5 separate regions of the Homo sapiens genome follow, and all the other regions are linked to region 1. Evidence: chromatin contacts called from ENCODE Hi-C or POLR2A ChIA-PET data. All regions are on one chromosome and are shown on one strand. Each heading gives the region's core, a stretch centred on a gene start or an enhancer-like site at or near the end of the contact. The rest is flanking DNA. Distances are from core to core; before and after follow the strand shown.

Region 1 (2,554 bases), core at 32-2,531:
AGGGCATCCAAGTCGAACTCCTTCAAATCCATTTTCTCCAACATCCAATCTGTCCCGGAGAAGGCATCCTCTGCAAAACATTTGAGTGATGGGGCCAAGTGAGTCAGATACAAAGGTAGGAGGCCCCTAACCCTAGATCCCACCAGGACGATGTGGTGGTGGCCCACTCACCCTTGCTGTTGTTGGAGGGACTGACCAACCCATCCACAGCCAGCCATTCGGAGGAGCCCGCCTTAGCCTTGTCGCTGGAGAACCCATGAGGTTTGAAGTGCTTGGCCACCTCCAGGTAATCATCTAAGAGACCTAGGCTTTCTTCAGCCCCCAAACCCGACTGGTCGAAGGGGGACATCAAGTCCCCCACCAACACCTCGCTGCTCAGGAAGCTCATTTCGGTCATGTTGCGGTGCTTTGCTGGAATCGAGGAATGTGCTTAATTCGAAGGTGTCTTTGTCGGTTACAGCAACGCTGCTGCTGAATGCCGTGAGAAGCCTGAATGAGAATCAGAAGCCAACTCCCATTAGAGGTTAGCTGTTCTGAGAATTTCATCCTTCCACTTATGAGGCGGGACTTCTCTAGATCGGCCATCTAGAGAATCGGGAACAGGGCAGTTGTATTTGCCCCTCCCTGCTTGCAACTCAGGTTCCACAAAATGGACGCTCACGGAGACCAGGGGATTCTTCCACCGGCCGCCAAGAGGAAAGCGCTCCGTCCCCACGTCCAAATACGGCCAGGGCGGCCGCGCCCCGCCCACCGCCCGCCCTTGACTCACGCCCGCGCCGCCGCCCTGCCGCCGCCATCTTGGTTCCTGCCACGTTTCGTGGGGCAACAGCCAAGACCCCTGGGACCCTTGCGGGGCTCGGGGTCCGAGGGCTGTAGGGCTCCTGGGGAAGCAGTCCGGGCACCCGACTACGCTTTCCCGATCCCAGGCACGCGAGCGTCTCGGGGACACCCAAGCAAAGACCACGCGTCCCGGGCGCTCGTTAAATCGCTTCCCCCTTGGCGGCACCGCCCTGGCCCCAGGCCGCACCCCACCAATCCAAAACCCGCGCCGGCCCCAGGAGCACAGCTGGACGACCCGCCCCGGTACTCACGCCATGGCTTAAGCCGCTGGGGGTTGCCGCTGCAGAGCCTGGTGCTGCTGCCGCCGCTGCAAAGGCCAATGCTGCCGCAGGCACTGCTGCCCCTAATACGCCATGGTGGCCGTGGACCCTGAGGGCGGGGAGGAGGGAAAACGCACACGCGCAGAGAAAACTACATCTGTGGGCGGGCAAAGTAGAAATGGCTGCCGTGGCCGCCCGCCGGCCCTTTATAGACTTCGTCTCTATGGGGACGCAGCACAGACGCATCCTTCCGCCGCGACCACGTGACCGTCTCCTCCCGCCCGCTCCCTTCCCTCCCTCCCTTTGACGCCCCAACCGTTTATGCCCAGGGCGTAGCTGTGACGAGAAAAGGAGTTTGTTCTTATGGCCTCACGAAAGGAGAGAGGTGTACTACTTTACTAGGCTTCTATGATCAGAGTCCGTTCTTTCCTTCGCCGCCGGAGCGCGGAGTGATCTCCCAGACACGCCTCGCTTCCGGTGTCAGCGCAGTGGGCGGGGAAAGGTCGTTTTCCGGCGAAGAGTTTTTATTGTGAAGGCCGAGGACGCCAGGTTATCGCGCGAGGTGCTGGCGAAGAGCGCGCGTCAAGGTGATTGGCCCAGGCCCGGTGAATCATATATATCTCGAGCTCTTATTGGCTCAGGGCCCTAGATGGGCGGCTGCTGGGAGAGGGATCCCGGGGTCCGCGTGGGAAGGGTTGGGGTCTCGGGTCGCTGCTAGTCCTCAGCCAGCCCCGCCTGCTGGCCCGCCACGATCGCGCTGGCTCCTGCCCCCAGGCGGCCTTAGCCCAGCGCACCCCTTAGTGGCCTCAGGGACCAGCCCTTGCGGTCGGATCCCGCCGCCCTCAGTGGAGGTCCGCACTGGTGGCCCCGCCGCCGCTCCCAGCCTGCGCGTCCTTCGGTTGCGGGTGGTGATTTGTGGCCTGCGGAAACCGGGGGGTTACCTGTTCCAAGCCTGAGTTTTCCAGAGGCCCCATTCATAGCCGACACGGCGCTGCTGCCCCCGGGAGGTTGAAGGGGCCTCGAGAGGGCGCGCCGGGCCTGTCCACCTACCCCCAAAGGCCGGCTGAGTCTGCATGGCTCCTCCTAAACTCTGGAAAGGAGCCGGGAAGACGCGCCGTCCTGTCGCCCAACCTGGGTTTTTACAATTTTCATCCGGCTCAAGTGCAAGGCTGCCACAGAATAGCATCATAGAGGAACTTCTGGTGTCCGAAGATTGCGTTCTCCTAAGAACAAGATTTTCTTCGCTGCCGTCTCCCTGGGGTAGTTCGGATTCACTCCGGATTCTGAACTCCCCGGCCTAACCCGCTTTTCAGCAGTCACGCCCATGGCCCAGGGAGGAGAGGCGCTTGGGAACCCACGGCCACTTACTGGGGGTTGTGCGTTGGGAAGGGGTAGTCTGTTTTAAGAATACAAGAAACCTCCCCATCATCCTTCAGCCCCTTCCAGTCAGGCCC
Region 2 (2,554 bases), core at 23-2,522, 950 kb after region 1:
GACTGTTGATGTCTTCACCTAACGAGTTGCTCAAAAGTTCCCATAATTATTTAGGTGAGGCCTCAGAGCGAAAGCCTTTCACCACTATCCAGTTCCTCCCCCAAATGGGCATTCATCTCCATATAACAAGGACGACTGTGTTTGGGGGAAAATAACAGATTTGGAAGCACAATGGCAGTTATTTGTTGGCTCTTAAAACAATCCACCTGTTGGGGGGGTGCGTCCTACACAAAATGCCAACTGCTATTGTGGGAATGTTTTGCTATTTATTCCACCAAAATGATTCAGACAGAAAAAACAAAAAGGATCGCCCTGTACTAGGTCTTGAACCCAAAGAACTGTTTGCACAGAGATTCATCCAAGATACATCACAGCCTCCACCTCGGCAGCTGCTCTCTCAAATGTTTCCTGACTCTCCCCAAGTCAGTCTCCGCGTGAGGGGAGGAGGAGGATGCTGCCAGCGATGGCGCTGCTGGCACGAAGGCTGGCCTGCGACTTCTATTTAAAAGCTGAACCAAAATATACTTGGCGTCTGTGGTCTATTTAAAACTTCAAGTTAAGACAGAGAAAAAATTACTCTCCATCCTGAATGGGCCTCGGGTGTCTCAATCACAGACAAGAGTGGCAAATGGTGAGAGTCAGAAAGTGGGAAATTAGGAACGCTGAGGGAGCACGGCCAAACTCTGAAGCCAGCATGAAAACCTGGAGGTGAAAAGAGAAGCCATGGGCAGCGGGGGCGGGGGGAAACGGGCCCGGATTCGACCTTCTAAGCCAAGGCTCCATCTGCAACCCTCGCGACCAAGACCTATCGCCAAAGTCAGCCACCTCTGCTCATCGCCCCTCCCCCGACTCAAGGCTACCTCCTCAGAACCCCGCCTCAGGGTCTTCTCCCGGACTTTAGCGAGGTGCTCAGCTCGAGGGACGCCCCAGCTCAACGGTCTCCCTTCAAGGCCCCGCTCCTCAGCGCGCTCCTTCCACAGCGCCCCTCCCTCCCTCCCTCCGTCATCCCAGCTCGCCACCCGCTGGGGCTCCTCTTCGTTTTCCGCGCCTCAGCCCTCGCCCCGCCCCCTCGCCCTGAGCCCCCTCCAGGCCACGCCCTCTGGTCCCCCCACCTGTGAGCCCGCTCGTTCCCCGCCCTTCGGTCTTCGCCCCGCCCCCATTGCTCCCCGCCCCTCGTCGCCCTCTGTAGGCCTGCTCCCTCCCCGCCCTTCCACCCTCACCCTGCGCCCCGCCCCGGCCCCTTGGTCCTCGCCCCGCCCTCCTCGTTTGGCGCCAAACCCTGTGGTCAACGGCGCGCGGGTCTCCAGGCTCCGTGTTCTAGGCCCGAGTTAGAATCCTGTCAGCTGAGGAGGTCGGGCGGGGCAGAGGGGCTTCACCTTGAAAATCTCGGGGAGACTGTGGGTACGAGGGGGGTAAGTGGCAAAAACGAACAGCGTGCGAAGACTCTGAGGGGACGCTCGTTTTGAGAAGGCGCGCTTCCCTTTCTCGCTCCTTTTTTGGGGTCCCTGGGCTAGTGACTTTGAGCGTTCCGCTCCGACCTTTGGGGAGGAATTTTAGTGATCTTGAGGGATTTCCAACCTCATTTTCAATCGAATCGGACCTGAGTCTAGGAGAGCCCGCCTCATCCTCCTGACCAGGGAATCCGGTGTCAGGAAAATGTCCGGCGGCCGCAGGGGGTCTGCCCAGGCCTCCTGCTGAGGGAGGCGTCGAGGGCGACCCGACCGCGCTGCTGCCCCCACCAGAGGGGACAGCTGGGTCGTCTTAAACCGGGGGATTGGGGAGCCCTACTTTCAATCCAACGGTTCAGTCTATCAACGGCTCCTTGAGAGATGGGGGACAATCTTTTCATTTCATCACGGGGAGAAGAAATGAATGCTGTTTTTCTCTTCGATGGGGACAGTAAATGTGGAATTGGGGTACTCATAGCTAGCCATCTGAAGGACAGTGTCCCCGAAGATCCCATCCGAACGGTCTCGGTTGCCTTCCATCCTTTGCCGTTTGAGGTGCTGGGTGGTAGGACCCTGCTCCTGCCTTAGTATTAATGGTTCGTTCCCTTTGTTCTAGGGTCCAACCCCTGACTTTGGTATCAAATGAGGAAATGGAATCGACCAAGAAAAATGATGATTTGGACCGCATTTTATTGTAATAAATAAACACAATCACGCCTTGTGGATTCCTGAGATTTCTTTTTGAGTCTACAATGTTAAAAACTTTAACTGCTTATCAGCCTTAATATAATATTATGATCCACCAATTTTTTTTTTTTTTTTTGAGACTGAGTCTCGCACTGTCGCCCAGGCTGGAGTGCAGTGGCATGATCTCGGCTCAGTGCAACCTCCGCCTCCCAGGTTCAAGCGATTCTCCTGCCTCAGCCTCCCAAGTAGGTGGGATTACGGGCGCCCACCACCACGCCCGGCTAATTTTTTTGTATTTTTAGTAGAGACGGGGATTGGCCAGGCTGGTCTCGAACTCCTGACCTCGTGATCTGCCTGTCTCGGCCTCCCAAAGTGCTGGGATTACAGGCATGAGCCTCCACACCCGGACCACCATATTT
Region 3 (2,554 bases), core at 55-2,554, 810 kb after region 1:
AAGTGGTGGTATTGGTGTTCTATCTTTCACCCACTGCTATTTAATCTGCACAGGAAATTAGGAACTATCTCGTTCACTTCAAACATTTACTGAGTCTCTAGTATGCATCAGGCACTATTAGGTGTCTTCTTAAATATTTCTAATTTTTACAACCCATCTGTACTTTCTTAAGATGAGGTGGTTGGAGAACTGAAAGGTTAAGAAACTTTCCCAACGTCACAGAGCCTTTCGATGGTAGGGCAGGAAAGGGAACCCAGCCCTGTCTGACTCCCAAGTTGGCATTCTTTCCCTAAGGAACGTTAAGCACCTTCAAAACACCAGTCACATCTTGTATTTACTTTTCTATTCTTCACAATGTCAAGCCGTTGGCGAGGCCTTAATTCCTGCCTACCTTCTCGACAGCTCAAAAAACACGGTTTTAAACGTCCTTCACTGCTCCACTCATACAAGATGAGCTTCCACTCACAGGATAGCGAGACTAAGGAGCCTGACCATCTTTCCATTTTGTTTCGGGTGGCCTCGAAAAGTAGACATTCTCGGACATGCTCCTCCCCAGCTGAGCGACTACTTTCTGTTTCCTTTCCCGAGTCTGGGAAGAGACGCGGCGGCCACCCTGCCCTGGCCTCCGACTACCTGTCTTCATGAGCGTCTCGGCCCCCTGCCCGGGCCCCCTCGCCCCTCTGCTGTCCCGCGCGGTCCAGGGAGAGGAGACTCTCGGTCTCCGAATCCCCTCAAGTGGGGACCCGAAGAACGGGGAGGGGCACTGAGCGGGGACAGGGAACGCGCGGAGCGCAGCTGGCATCGGGCGCCCCCGTTCCACGTGGCAGAGCCGAGGGGTTACGATCTCGGCGGGAGACGGGAGGGCGGGAGGCTGGGTTGGCGACGCGGGGGAGCCAAGGTGGGTGCGGGGACCATGGGGACGGCCCCTCGCGCCGCGAACCCCCGCACGTCCCGGAGACTAGCAGGTGGGCGGGCTCGGCCCCTTCTTCCCGTTCCGCGCTCCCCGCGGACAGGGCGGCCGCTGGCCCCGCCGTCGCCCGGGAGACTGCTCGGCCAGCCGCCCGCTCCCCTCAGCGCCCGCCGCCGCCGCCCGGGCCTACCTTGCTGGTGAGGTCCAGCTCTGGCTCGCCGTTGAGCGCCTCGCCGTCCTCGCTGCAGTCCGAGTCAAAGCCGCCGTGGAGTCGGGCGGCGGCCGCCGCGGCCCTGGCCGCCCCCGGGGAGCTGGGCTCGGGGGCGAACATAGAGGCCGGGACCGGCGAGTCCATCGCGGAGCGACTGCGCTCCGTCGCCATCTTTAATAACTTAGGCTAATTCGTAGCCGGCTTCCCTCCCTCCCAGGCTCATTTGACTAATCTATGCACAGAGCCCCGCCCCGCTCCTTATCGGAATAATTTATGCAAAACTCCAGCCGCGTACTGGGTGACACGTACCTCTAGCTAAGAAACAGTCGACTAGGCCTCTCAGCCACCAATCCCTGCAGAGCTTTCAAGTACCTAATGAATAATTAATGAGGCCCAAATCCCAACAACAAATGTCTGAGACGTCACGCGCCCTGCTCCCAGCTTGGGAGGGGGCAGTACCGAGTCCCCGCTACCCGCCTGAAGCCTTCCCGCCAACGGAAGCAGAGAAGTGTCTGACTGACACAGCAGCCATCCAATGAGGAGAGAAATACAAACAACGTTACTCGTCAACGCCCCTTCACTCTCCTTGTTTCCAGAGGCGGTACTAAGCCTGCAAATCTTACTGCAAAACAGTAGGCGCTGTAAGCCTTCCGATGACGGACAAGGGCAGGACCCAATCGAGTCATAGAACAGGTCCCGCGCCTGGACCTGCTCATGGAGATAGTAAACTGCAAAATGAGCCTCCCACTCGATTCAGTGACTGAGGCAGTTGCTGGAACGCCGATGTCCAACGTGCTGGCATGCTCCAGGCAACTTTAATAGTAGGATCGATGCTGTAAGTTCCAAGAGTTGTAATACTATAGCAGCCAGAGTGAGGCAATAATTAAATGCTGACCTTAGGGAGAATTCTCCATTCACTGCCTTTGCGGAGGCAATCACACGAACTAAAAACAGAGGCAAGCAGCTAAAATTAAAAGCCAAAAAACACCTCACCACTTTTGTGGTGAACTGCTAAACCGAAATCTAGGGTCTCATAAGGTAGTTTCCTATGGATTATTTTTCCAGTGTCATCAGTTGTGAAAAGCCCCAACCCAAAATGCCATCAACACACGTTTTAGTGTCTTGAATTCCTGTTTCAAAAGCCGGAAAAGCCTAGGCCGTCATTGTTTGGCGAAATTAGGGATTAACCAACGTCTATGAATGTCGGCCTTGGCCACTCGAACCAGGCATCAAGCAAACAAGAGCATGTTTGAGAAGATAAGGAATCCAAGACTTAGGGTTTGGACCTAAACCCTAAATCTTTAGTGAGCAAGTGGCAGGATTGAAAATGGCTTTCAGTTTTGGGGATCTACCTGAGAAGAAAGAGACAGTCTCTTCTTGTCCCTGTTTTCCACTACTATCAAGTCTTATTTGCACAAACACAGCTGGGAATC
Region 4 (2,554 bases), core at 16-2,515, 680 kb before region 1:
TCAAAACTACTGTTCTGATTAATTTATAATAAAATGCTCTCCAGATGATAAACACTCAACACTTTCAATTACATTTTTAAAGTAATTAGATAATACAGTAAACCAAGAATGTCATAAAACTAGTATTACTGTTAGGCAGTGGTAGTTTCCAGATATTTTTTCAATTACTTTCTTAAAAATGCTCAATGCTTAACTGTCAATTTTCAGATTAATGACTCATTTTCAAGATTCAGTAATGGACTTCACCTAGATCCCAAAGCTTCTAGGTTGATGATGATTAGTGTTTCTATGGACAAACCAACAGTGAACCATTCTAGTGATTTTCAGTAATTACATTAATATATATCTAAATTCTTTCTTAATCTATAAGCCACAGAATCAGCATATCTAGAATACCAGTAATCTTCTGACCTTAGCCAATACCAAGTAATCCCTTTTCAGTACTGGTGCACAAAACTTTGGTCTCACCTTATATTAATGGATAATCTGTGAACACCATCTACTTAATTACATTTGTTTGCTTACTACAATGCTACAAATATTTATTAAACTTCTACTAAGTGCTTGAGGTAATCAGTGAATGCAACAGACAAAAGATCCTGACAATTTTCACTATGAGGTGGGAACTCAGCACACTCCAGTGTGGCCCAGTAGTGGTCAGGAACAGTTGATCAATTTATTAGATCACATCTGTGGAACACACCTGAGATTATCATTGTGAAAATTAACATATGTTAGGCAAACTGCTCTTAGCTACATAGTTGTATACTGTCTTCAAAATGGAAAAACTAAACCATGATGTTCAGTAAGATAAAAATGTACCTGTACTTTCACAATAATAACTGATGAAAGTGTTTAATGTCATTAATTTCACTGGATAAGTGAAATTGAAGGTTAGAAACCAACTACATTTTTCCTATGCCCATTTTAGTGAACTGTTGGTATCACTATAAAAACCAAGTAATTGGCAACTTATTAAAAATAGAAAAAGCAGCAGCAGCAGCAGAGACAGAACAATGGCAGGTGGCCTAAGTACAGCAGAGCTTCTTAGTAGCCGCAGGCAGCTCTGTCACTACCAGAGTCAATTATTCTCACAGAAGAGCATCAAGGAGGCCAGGCAGCCCCCCTGGGTCAGTTACACATGTATCATTTAGAGATAACATCCTGCTTACAAATAGTGGTGCAAACATTGAAACCCAAGTTCCACAACTGCTTTTGCAACACATAAAATTTACGCTCGCTAGTCACTTGTTAGCATTTTTGGAATGCAGTGGGACAGAGGAAGCAGAAGGTCAAGCCCGTAGCCAGGAAAATGTACACTGTCTGGACTCTGTTAGTCCCTGGGGACTAGAGTGGCAGGGGATGAATCTGGAATGACTGGCCCTGGCTACTGGCCACAGCATCCCAACAAAGGCAAAAAAAATTGAACCTACATGCCTGGTTTATCCCAATGGTCCGTGAATAAATGCCAGAGGCTTACATTTCACAGGACTGACCAAAATTCACAAGTATGTAAAAAGTTCCTGCCCTATACCTCCTTTTCCTATAATTAAACAACAAAGAACCCACAGAGTCTGAACACAGTACAGATGGCTTATGAAATACAAACGACAAAATATTCATATCCTCTAAAAATTAAAGAGATGTGGTGGCATATAAAGACACAGAGTTAAGTATTTTGCTCAAAACTCTGCATTATAAAATGTTTCTCCTTTCTCTTTGCTGTCTTTTTGATTCGCTTTTATTTATTAAGAAGCGAATAGGGATGAAAAGTAGAGGGCTGAGGAAGGTGATGCTATTTGGGTGGGGAGATGGAGAGAAGGAAAACTGAAGGAGGAAAGAAAAAGCAAAATAGACACATCATAAAGGGCAATAAAAGAACAACTAGAGGCCCACGCCGATGCTGGACACCCTCCTCCCTCTCTGACTAACAGCCCGAACCCTTTTAGCATTCTACATCACCGAACCCTTAGAAAGATGGGGCTAGAATATTCAGTGGTTCCTGAAGGTACTTCTCAGCAGCACCTGCCATGTGGCAGGAAATGAAAACAAAACAAAACAAAATTGGCAGAAGCAGAAGGCCTCACCACACGATTCTGTTCTGATGACTGAACCTCAGGCTGTATAAGGAAAGAAAACACTTGGTCTCAAAACTTCATTTTAAATACAGAGCTTATTATAACTAAAGAATTACCATAAGTGGTATCTATCAAAGTAATCAAAGAGTTTTTTAGGCTGTTTTCCCAATTCTATTTTACCTTCTTCAGTTTTCCTTCTCTCCATCTCCCCACCCAAATAGCACCCAAATGTACAAAATTTGTACATTTTTGCATTTTTATGACATACCTGGAAGAGATTAAAGCAGACGCAAGGAGTACTCTCATGAAGGTGACTTTTGTTACGGAAGGGCAAATGGCAGGACATGAAATGATGGAAAGAGCAAAGTGGGTCATAGAACCAGAAACAACCCTGGTGGGAATCCATTAAGGGGGTGGGCCAGACCCTGGACAGGGGTAAGCCTGGCATGCTGTGACATATTAGGTCTTTGCAGAGT
Region 5 (2,554 bases), core at 25-2,524, 540 kb after region 1:
GTGAGCTCACGTGAGGCTACCCTAGGCCTGCAGGGGCCATTCCCATCTTACAGAGGAGATGCCAGAGGCACAGAGAGGCGGGGTAACCTGCCGAGGCCACAGAGCTGGGGACGGATGGAGCAGGGGCCCCTTTCCAGGCCAGCCCTGTCCAGCCTCTGCATCACGGATCCTGTAGGAGAAAGCTGTTGGGGACTGGGCTCTCTTTTCACTAAATTTTAAAATCAGAGCATTTCTCCTCATCATTGCACTTTTTTCCCACATTCTCACATTCCATGTTACTGATCATGTTCTTTCTTTTTTTTTTTGATGAAGTCTCACTCTGTCGCCCAGGCTGGAGTGCAGTGGCATGATCTCAGCTCACTGCAACCTCCACCTCCCAGGTTCAAGCAATTCTCCTGCCTAAACCTCCTGAGTATCTGGGACTAGAGATGCGCCACCATGCCTGGCTAATTTTTGTATGTTTTTTAGTAGAGACGGGGTTTCACCATATGGGCCAGGTTGGTCTCAAACTCCCGACCTCATGATCCGCCCGCCTTGGCCTCCCAAAGTGTTGGGATTACAAGTGTGAGCCACCACGCTCAACCACTGGTCATGTTCTAAAAGATGAAGAGTGACCTTGGAGTGGAACCTGTCTGGGGACATCTGCTCACCATGGAGTCATCCTTGGATGACACGATTTATCATGTGCTTCAGAGACCATTCCTACCCCCGCACCCTCTCCTAAGACTTTGTATTTAAGCAAAGTAATTCTTACAGAAATTTCATCAAAACACTGAGAACAAAAATGCCTGATTGCTCCAATTACCCTTTGGTTCAATTCTCCCAGTTTCTGAGCTCAGGAGTGGCAGGAAGCACACAGAGGGAGCACCCTCCCAGGGCGGGGAGCACCAGTCCGGGCATGACTTTAAGGGAGAGTCTCAGCACGGGGCCTGGGCTGGTGCAGGTAGGGGAGGCAGCCCATTCAGAAGCAGCAGTGGGGTGACCACACAGCAGGACAAAGAGCCTGACTGGGATTCGTGTGGCAGGGGAGCCAGAGGGGAGGGAGCCCAGGGCTGGGGCAGGGGCGGGGGGAGGCCAGGGTTGAGGCCCAGCAGGACCACCAGGCAGGAAGGGGCAGGAGGGGCCCAGCAGGCAGAGTGGGCAGCGGTACCTGATCTGTGGATTCATGTTCAGCCTCTTAGATACGCTTGTCCCTGTCCCGCTCTTTTTTTGAAGCTCTGTGGTTTCACTTCCTGCTTACAGCGTCCTTGCAGTTGGACAGCCCTCCTTAAAGTGACCTCCCAGGGCCTTATGAGTCATGGCCCCTCCCCATTCCTGCTCAGGCATTGGTGTGGGAGGCCCCGGGGTGCTTCATGTTTCTCTGGCTCTGGCTCTGGCTCTGGTTTTCCCCGGACCCTTCCCGCTGGCAGAGGAACCTCCAATAAAGACAGGCTGCTCTGTCTTTATCTGTCCTGGGCAGGACCCAACGGAATTGCAAAGAGAAAGAGAAAGGCATTGCAGCCTGAGCCTGGGAGGCGGGTCCAGACCCAGCTGAGAGAGGGGCAGGTGCCCCGTTGCCTGGTGGTTGGGCAGGCTGGAGCCCCCTCTCCACCACCCCCTCCCCAGCCCTAATGTGTGCCCAGAGCTTTGAGCAGCACCACCCTGTTGAGTGAGGGGAGGTTTTGAGACTCCAGTGGGGAAGGAAGTGTGGACTCCGCACAGCACAAGGGAAGGCTTAGGTGTGCCTCGAGTTCCCAGCTGTGTGCTGGGTCCATGGCATGCGTCCCCTCTTCCAACCTCCCAGCTTCCAGAAGGTGGGGGGCAGGTCAGCCCCTCAGAGGGACTGCGATGTCTGCGACACCAAGGAAGGGAGAAGGGTGTCTATAAACAGGCTCACTGCCCAGGGACCTCTCAAGGGGTTCTTTGTGGGCCAAGAAAACGGGAAACACATACACACACAGCTTTCTGATTATTTAAGTCCATCTAAGCATATTTTGGAGGAATGAATGTACATTGAAATAATCTTCCTAAATAGATTCCTTTAAGGGGAGTTTGTTCCAGCTGGAGAAGTTGTGCTCTCTGTAGAGGCTCTGAACTCCTCTGGCTACGACGACGGGAATGCAGACAGGGAGGAGGATGCGTGGGTGGTAGGGGGAGCAGCAGCGCCCCTACCTGCACAGAAGCTTGTCCAACCTCTGCACAAAGCGGACTCCCAGTGGTTGTTTTTGGAAGGTGAGTTTTCTTTTCTTTCTTTTTTTTTTTTTAAATCTTCCCCAGTATAAATCTTTTAATTTAAAAGTAAATTTTATTGTCGAAAATGCAAACTTGGGGAGGGCAGAAAGATCACACACAGGGCTGTCACTTCACACCTGGGGGGTTGCTGGGAGCCGTCCAGAAGCGCTCCTCACTTCCCAGACGGTGCGGGGGCCGTCCAGAGGCGCTCCTCACTTCCCAGACGGTGCGGGGGCTGGGCAGAGGCGCTCCTTACTTCCCAGACGGTGGGACAGCCAGGCAGAGGCGCTCCTCTGGAAGGTGAAGTTTTCTGTTGCCGTCAGAAAGAGATGGACAAAGGATA

What was found. A loop is a pair of places that touch in the nucleus more often than their neighbours do. ChIA-PET counts read pairs that join two places held with the same protein, here RNA polymerase II (POLR2A). Pooled maps may share reads with other maps.
Region 2: a pooled map shows a loop between it and region 1 (7-fold over the local background). The contact joins the promoter of DMC1 here to the promoter of ATF4 in region 1. A Hi-C loop is called at or near these places in 1 of 168 maps with a recorded cell type or tissue (ascending aorta) and 4 of 50 pooled maps. POLR2A ChIA-PET finds 5 or more read pairs at or near these places in 1 of 52 experiments (RWPE1).
Region 3: a loop to region 1 is called in a map of heart left ventricle, with 10 times the contacts of the local background. The contact joins the promoter of GTPBP1 here to the promoter of ATF4 in region 1. A Hi-C loop is called at or near these places in 2 of 168 maps with a recorded cell type or tissue (CD8-positive, alpha-beta T cell and heart left ventricle), 6 of 37 single-sample maps with no recorded cell type and 20 of 50 pooled maps. POLR2A ChIA-PET finds 5 or more read pairs at or near these places in 6 of 52 experiments (A673, OCI-LY7, PC-9 and 3 more).
Region 4: a loop to region 1 is called in a pooled map, with 2.5 times the contacts of the local background. The contact joins the enhancer-like site here to the promoter of ATF4 in region 1. A Hi-C loop is called at or near these places in 4 of 168 maps with a recorded cell type or tissue (HAP-1, dorsolateral prefrontal cortex, mammary epithelial cell and 1 more) and 11 of 50 pooled maps. POLR2A ChIA-PET finds 5 or more read pairs at or near these places in 2 of 52 experiments (activated CD4-positive, alpha-beta T cell and naive thymus-derived CD4-positive, alpha-beta T cell).
Region 5: a pooled map shows a loop between it and region 1 (4-fold over the local background). The contact joins the promoter of APOBEC3B here to the promoter of ATF4 in region 1. A Hi-C loop is called at or near these places in 2 of 37 single-sample maps with no recorded cell type and 6 of 50 pooled maps.

The regions. Positions count from the first base shown.
Region 1 is chr22:39,519,289-39,521,842 of GRCh38, reverse strand. It overlaps ATF4 (activating transcription factor 4), which reads right to left and starts at 1,281. Exons shown (of 3, transcript NM_182810.3): 1 at 1,092-1,281; 2 at 172-489; 3 at 1-70. The coding sequence starts at 397. RefSeq lists enhancers at 804-853, 1,214-1,363 and a silencer at 1,744-1,943.
Region 2 is chr22:38,568,901-38,571,454 of GRCh38, reverse strand. DMC1 (DNA meiotic recombinase 1) reads left to right here and starts at 1,272. Exons shown (of 14, transcript NM_007068.4): 1 at 1,272-1,412. It overlaps LOC105373031 (a long non-coding RNA gene), which reads right to left and starts at 955. Exons shown (of 2, transcript NR_134627.1): 1 at 861-955; 2 at 97-702. RefSeq lists enhancers at 537-586, 173-683 and a silencer at 987-1,276.
Region 3 is chr22:38,704,694-38,707,247 of GRCh38, reverse strand. GTPBP1 (GTP binding protein 1) reads right to left here and starts at 1,304. Exons shown (of 12, transcript NM_004286.5): 1 at 1,101-1,304. The coding sequence starts at 1,292. RefSeq lists silencers at 656-795, 976-1,385, 1,706-1,855 and enhancers at 489-1,174, 1,476-1,625, 1,175-1,860, 1,861-2,546.
Region 4 is chr22:40,203,227-40,205,780 of GRCh38, reverse strand. The region is part of intron 1 of TNRC6B (trinucleotide repeat containing adaptor 6B); the gene reads right to left. Among named protein-coding and RNA genes, the nearest start is that of TNRC6B, 27 kb to the right of the region's middle. Within about 2 kb of position 1,265, at least 9 of the 41 ENCODE cell types and tissues checked have a DNase peak (open chromatin) inside an H3K27ac peak, as active enhancers do; they include sigmoid colon, where a contact is called at or near this core.
Region 5 is chr22:38,981,067-38,983,620 of GRCh38, reverse strand. APOBEC3B (apolipoprotein B mRNA editing enzyme catalytic subunit 3B) reads right to left here and starts at 1,274. Exons shown (of 8, transcript NM_004900.5): 1 at 1,151-1,274. The coding sequence starts at 1,167. RefSeq lists a silencer at 1,091-1,140.